Regions from separate parts of the Homo sapiens genome. Here region 1 is linked to region 2. Evidence: chromatin contacts called from ENCODE Hi-C or POLR2A ChIA-PET data. All regions are on one chromosome and are shown on one strand. Each heading gives the region's core, a stretch centred on a gene start or an enhancer-like site at or near the end of the contact. The rest is flanking DNA. Distances are from core to core; before and after follow the strand shown. Region 1 overlaps PIK3R1 (phosphoinositide-3-kinase regulatory subunit 1). Region 2 has its middle 130 kb from the start of PIK3R1.

Region 1 (3,050 bases), core at 440-2,939, 68 kb after region 2:
CACTCTTGGCCGTGCTTCTGGTTTCCCATACACTTTGCCCCGCATGTTTCATCTAATGTCTCTCTGCCCGGAAAATTAATATTACCGAATTTGCTTATCCTAAAATATGTGATAAAACATTTGGTGATGCAGTATAAACGTTAAGATAATAAATATGCACACATCCCTCCCTCAGGCAGGGTTTCCCTCTGTGCTTCTGCAGTGCTAATGAGCCACCCCTCTAACAAGACACTTCCCAAGGAGTATAATCATAGTGTGGGATTATGTGTTTCCCTACTAGACCGAGGTACGTCAAGGGCAGGGACTGTGGCTGTCACCTGCTCTTCTGGCATCCCTCAGTGTCCAGCACATACAACGTGTTAAATGTTTGTGGATTGAACTAGAAGGCTCAATCCACAAGTGAAGTTAATTCATCAAAGCCCTTTTCCAACACATGAGGTATATCAAAAGAACTTTCATAGTATATGAATAAAATTATCCTATGCAGGTCTTTGGGTAACCTTACCTTATGTCAAATTCTACTAGAGCTAGTGACAAAGTCTGTTCTATTTATCTGACTTCTGCTCTCTAAGAATCCTTTTCTGCATTGAAACTGGCCTAACGTGCTCTTCCATTAGCTATTCCTACCTGTCATGCGATGACTTTTGAAGAGCTACATAATCTTTAGGTCTGGGTTGGAGGTGTTTGCATTCTCTCCTACCTCACTTTTCACTGAGTCTACTCATGACAGGTACCCAGTAAACTCTCCAACCCTTCACTCCTCCCTCCCTCCCCCTGGAATGGAGTCTCCTCTTCCTTAGGTCTCTCCCTAGGTTAGTGGTTCCCAGTGGGAGTGGGATCCTGCCCTCTGCCATGAGCCATCTGGCAATGTCTGGAGACATTTCTGATTGTCACAACTGGGGGAGAATGCTGCTGGCACCTCATGGGTAGAGGTTAGGGATGTGGCTAAGCTTCCCACAATGCACGGGACAAGCTCCCACTCTTCCAGCAAAGAATTATCCAGCCTAAAATGTCAATAGTACCAAGGCTAAGAAAGCCTGAATTAGGTTAAATGAAACCAAAAACTGTCAGGTGAAAATCTGAATCATTAAAACTTGCATGAGACAAAGAAACAATTCATTTTAGGGCAAAATTAAAAAAGAGAAAAAAATCAAGGACTTTTGGAGTCAGAAAAATTAGCCACTAAGGCACTGAAAAATGTGAAAGAAATTATTTACCTGAGGGTCAGCTTTCTTTTCTGGTGAGTTAAAGTTACTAGGACATACATCACAAAGTTAATGTATGGATGAACTAGCATAACAGGTGCTAATAAAAGTGGGCTATTGTCTGCCATGTCTGTCCTTTTCAAAGACTGGTAATTCACAAGGTTAGTTAAAAGCCATAATTTTTTTTTTTAGGTGTAAGTGACTATTTTGGAGCTTCCTCCAGGATATTATACAATGTTTTTATGTATTGAAAAATCTTTGAGTTGGAAACAGATCTGGCAGATCCACTCCCAAGTTTGGACATCATTTATTTATTTATATTTTTTGGGGTGGGGCACAAATTTCACTTTTTTTTAGCACAGACTCCAAATGAAACCAGTTTTCTATGTGTTTTGATCTCACTGGGGAAGGAAACCTGTTGGTCAAAATGTACCATTGACGTGAATCTTGGTTGTTGACTCTATCTCACGAGTGGTGTGAAGAGTTTTTTTTTTTTTTTAAATAACTAAACTGCATCATTTTGTGTTGATCACATTATAAACCTAACCACTATTTCTCAAATAACTTCCACTTCATCGGGCTCTGATGTCTAAACTCTTCCTGTGACTAAACGTGTTCATAATTTGACCAATTTTCTGACCCAAACATGTGTCTTCATTTCAATTGGCTAAGGACAAAATTCAGCGTTTCCTTAAAGCCCTGATAAAGCTGTCAGAAACACCGAAAAACAAGCCTTTTCACCTTGAGTGTTCTGCATGTTAACTTCTAATGACCTGCTCTGTGGGAAGTGCAGGAGGCAGAGCAGCAAAGAGGATATGCTCTGTTCGCATGCAACTGATTTCCATGTACAAAGGAAAAATGGAGTTAAACATTTTTTTAACTTTTGAAACATCTGGTCAGAACATTTCAAGTGTAAGAATTTACTGATACTGATAAAGGTCTAGTCTCCTCCTTTTCTCCAAAAAAACCTCTTTTCTAAAAGTCTCAGAAGTTGCCTCATTTTGAAACTGCCTCATGCTTCAAATTCTCATTTACTGTCATGTGGGCATTCTTTGTACAATTATACCTCTGACGGAGTCCAAAACTGAGTTTCACTCTTTTTGGCTTAAACACCTAATTTCAGTTAAAATGATGTGAGGCAGTATATAATTTTTTTAAGCGTTATGAGGGAATGAAGGATCTTGAAAGATTTATAAGAAGATGACTTGCTGGAATGCTGGCAAGTAAATTGATTTGTAGTTTTTCATCTATGCCAAAGGAGGGAGTGGGTGTTTGGGGTACTAAAGCCCTCTTGGCTAAATTAATTAGTGTTATTTAACAAACTGTCCTCAATTCTTCCCAATTCCACATCCAGTGACATCATGTTGGTTAGCTTGAAATAAGCCCCGGTGGGAATATTCATGCCACAAAAATGGGCAGATGCTACAAACCAGGGCCTTTTTCTTCCTAGAGAGTTGGTTTATCAGCACACCACTGAACATAACAATATCGTGATGTTACTTAATGCACTCAACACAAAAAAAGAAAGAAGGCAAGCCAGAAAGAAAGGGAAACGGAAAAGGAAAATGGAAGGGAAAGGTAATAAAAGAAAAAGGATGTCAGAAGAGACATTTCTTAAGTGACATAGGCTTAAAAATATTTTTTAATTGATTCAGATGAATTAGATGTAGCCAAATTCAGGGTCAAGGAAAGATGGTAGATACACAGAGCGAGAGAAACACCAAGAGGTGGTTTCTCTCCTCTGCAGGACCCAGGGCCTGATGGCTATGATGATGACCAACATGCCTGCAGGGAGGCGTGCACACACTTGCAGCCCAACTCAGGAGAAAAATTTCAAAGGTTTGC
Region 2 (3,399 bases), core at 781-3,280:
CTGGAATTTTGCCCAATCTAGTCTATAAATAAAGGAAATATTTTAGGAAATAATTCAGATCTCCAGAATATAAACTCCTTGAGGATGAGAATTCTATCTGCACAGTCAACCCTCAAAAAACATGTGTTGTCCATGATAGCAATGATGGTCATGGTAATGATGATGGAGGAAGACGTTATTCAGCAAGTTTGATACCAGTCCAGTCACCCATAAAATAACATGATCCCCTTTTATCTTTCCATAGATGTCAAAAGGATGAATCAGGGATGTCTGTGTATTCCCCTCAGAGCTGTTACTCTGCTAGTGTGAGCTGTAGCGAACAATTTGCACCAGAAGCTTGAGGCTCACTTACTGTTGAGCCACAGTCTACCCAATCTCAGATAGCCGCTGGTGGCAATAGGTAGGTTACCAGGAAGAATAATACACAAACCAGCTCTTATGACAATGTCATTATCACACTTATTATTTTGCTTTCTCTTTTCTGGGCTGAGAGTACTTCACAATATACAATCTCTATTCTTGGTCTTCCTGTGAGATAGGCAGTCAGAAGAAAATGGGAAATCTTAGCACATCTGAACAATAGTAAGTCTTTCTTCACAGTGTTGTCTGAAGAGTGTTGCTTGATGACATCAGCAGCCAGATCTGTGCCTTCCCCCACACAATGAGGCTGAGTTTCTGTGCATGGGTGAGAAAGCATCTTATGAGCTGAATGATAATTAGGAAAACCATTGAGAAAATGGGAGTGACATCCTGCAAATTAAAAGCAGTTGTAATGTAAAAGGAAATTAAATCTTCAGTTTTTAAGAAAGATAGGCAATCTTGCCCACAACATTTTGACCCTTTTCCTTTATTTCTTCCCAGTCCATGCTTCTCCTTTATCTTTTCTTGGGCCCGTGTTCATTTTCTCACTGAGTTGATACTGCTTCAAACAGTTTTGTGGTTTCTGTAGGTGTGTCATTAAAACAAGGACATGGCTTCTAGGCATCTGTGATGACTCAGCGAGTTCAAACTCTATCTGCTGCGTTAGTGCAATGGATCAACCTCCTCTTGCTGCACAGAGCCTGCCAGATATCCATGGTGCCTGTCAGGGCTCTGGTTGGGCATTCATTGTTCTATTCAATCAGTTATGCCAACGATGGTCAGTCAAGTGGCATGGCATCATATTACTTGTCTGAGGCTCCTAATGAATGAGGGAAGGTTACCTTAAGAGGCCCTTCTTTCTTTGCCCTGTGGAACACTAGTAGCACAGTGTTTGGTACTTTACTTAGTTTCGCGCCAACTCCTGTAACCATGGGTTGCTCCTTTTGGAGCTCTGGTTAGACTCACCCAAGTGGCTTAGCTTGGTGCTTCCTAAACATTAACATTCATATACATCACCCAAGATCTTATTAAAATGCAGATTTGGATTCAGTGGGTCTGGGATAGGGCTGCCTATTCTGCATTTCCAACAGACGCTGCTGTTCCATGGACTATACTTTGAATAGCAAGAGCCTAATCCCAGCTGAGCACATCGTTTTATGACAACCTGCCACCATTAGCAGATAGAAGAACAGAAGTGCAAGTGCCACTGGATTTTTTTCAAACGTTTGACCTCCATAATAGGGAAGGGAAAAGGAACTACCATTGATAGAGCCTTTACTACACCCCAGGCATAATGCCTAGTTGTCAACATCATTTAATTCTATTATCCCATTGATGAGAATCTGAGCAACTTGAATAAGAAAGTGATTACTTAAAACTTGGTTTGTGAGTCCCTGCCCTTTCTGACATCAGTAACTAGTGTTGCTAAGGCAACTCAACAGGCCCAGGTTGCCAAATCTGAGAGGAGGGGATGTCAAGAGAGACCGAGAACTCATGGCACACTACAGGAAACCCCGACTCCAAGAAAGACCTACCCAAAATAGAGGTGTGCTGATGCAAATCAGTGATCACTGCTGTTCTCAGGGTATAAGAATAGGTTGGAAACCTCTCTGGTGACTCATCAGCCTTCACAGTTGCCAGGAGTTATCTCTAGCTCTAGTCAGGCAGCCAGTCACTCCCTGGCAAAGGGAAAGCCTTTTCTCGAGAACATTCTGATCTGAAAAGGAGCTGGCTTGAGCTCATTATTCAGGGTCAGGTGGCACAATGAACTATGCTGCACCACCTCGGATGGACTTTTCTGCGGGGGTTGAGAACCAGATCAGATTGTCATAGATCCCTACCCCTTCTGGCCCAAGCCCCATGAATGGAGAAGTGGTGGGCAGTGGGTGGGAGTTGGGGGGCGGGGGCGATGAGTCTCTGAAACCAGGTAAAAACCCATTTCTCTGGGATACTTCATTGTTTAGCTAAGTGGATGAGGGCCTACAGTGCCAAGATTTGCACACTCTAGGCATCACAGGGCTGGTCCCAGATTGGCATCAGAATCCCAGATTGGGTTCTCCATTGGAAGCAGATGCCTTAAAAGGTTTCTTGGCTGACAGTGCATCCCCCAGACCACACATTTTTGTTCTCCTCTGACCATTCCAATTCAGAGCTACCTCTTCCAAGGTAGGGCTCCTTCTGACTGAAGAGACTAAGAGTAGGCGATTGGAGAAGGTTTTTAATGATGTCAGGTCTTCTGAAATATTTTCTTCTCTGGAAAGTATTCTCAAACACCAAGCTCCTGGCCTAGAACTATTAACAGAGCAGAATGTTTCTTTGGAGTGTTGAAAAGAATAGCATATGAGAGGATTATCAGTATTGGCTGGTAACATATTCTGAGGATCCAACTAGGGTTATGACATTGTGTTAGAAGCTGTGAGCAATAATGAAAATGACACCTCAAACCTTTATTATCAGATGTGGAATAGGAGTTATACATTCTGGTTTATTAAATAATAGATTTTTTTCATAATAAGAACTGCAGAGGAGAAAAGACTTTCCCTTTACCCTCTGAGAATTTGATAACTGCGTCTATAAAATACGTTGACAGCAATCACATTAACAGGAGAACAGGCAGACAAATTTATTATGTACATGGCGGCATCCCAGAAAAGAAAAGGGGATATTTGCAAAACCCAATGAGATCTAGAAATCTACATGGGCTCGTTGTAGGGGAGACAGAATGTAGGTAACTTAGGGAAGAGTAAATGATTTGAGGGAAAGAGGAATGGGTGGTAGATGAGATTCAAGGGCAGTAGTGGGCAGGCTGAGTGGGGTTTGTTGGGGATTCATGACGACTGAGTTCTTCCAAAGGATCTGTCTTTAAGCAGATAAGGGAAGTTTAGAGAAAGCCCCTTCTTGCACTAGCTGTTCCCCAAATGCCCTCAATTTGAAGTCATCAGCACACCAAAGCAGCATATTTGGGGTGGTATTTCCTAAACTCCTTCAGAACAAACATGAATGGCATGTTAGAGTTTACAGAGCACTTTCATATAAATT

The links. Hi-C counts contacts between places; a loop is a spot of excess contacts on that map. ChIA-PET counts read pairs that join two places held with the same protein, here RNA polymerase II (POLR2A). Pooled maps may share reads with other maps.
Region 1: a loop to region 2 is called in a pooled map, with 2.3 times the contacts of the local background. The contact joins two enhancer-like sites. A Hi-C loop is called at or near these places in 14 of 168 maps with a recorded cell type or tissue (CD14-positive monocyte, Caco-2, Calu3 and 11 more), 3 of 37 single-sample maps with no recorded cell type and 23 of 50 pooled maps. POLR2A ChIA-PET finds 5 or more read pairs at or near these places in 2 of 52 experiments (H1 and MCF 10A).

What each region holds. Positions count from the first base shown.
Region 1 is chr5:68,274,175-68,277,224 of GRCh38, reverse strand. The region is part of intron 4 of PIK3R1 (phosphoinositide-3-kinase regulatory subunit 1); the gene reads right to left. Among named protein-coding and RNA genes, the nearest start is that of PIK3R1, 60 kb to the right of the region's middle. RefSeq lists an enhancer at 2,014-2,063. Within about 2 kb of position 1,689, at least 5 of the 41 ENCODE cell types and tissues checked have a DNase peak (open chromatin) inside an H3K27ac peak, as active enhancers do; they include mammary epithelial cell and natural killer cell, where a contact is called at or near this core.
Region 2 is chr5:68,342,207-68,345,605 of GRCh38, reverse strand. No RefSeq gene overlaps it. Among named protein-coding and RNA genes, the nearest start is that of PIK3R1, 130 kb to the right of the region's middle. Within about 2 kb of position 2,030, at least 13 of the 41 ENCODE cell types and tissues checked have a DNase peak (open chromatin) inside an H3K27ac peak, as active enhancers do; they include mammary epithelial cell and natural killer cell, where a contact is called at or near this core.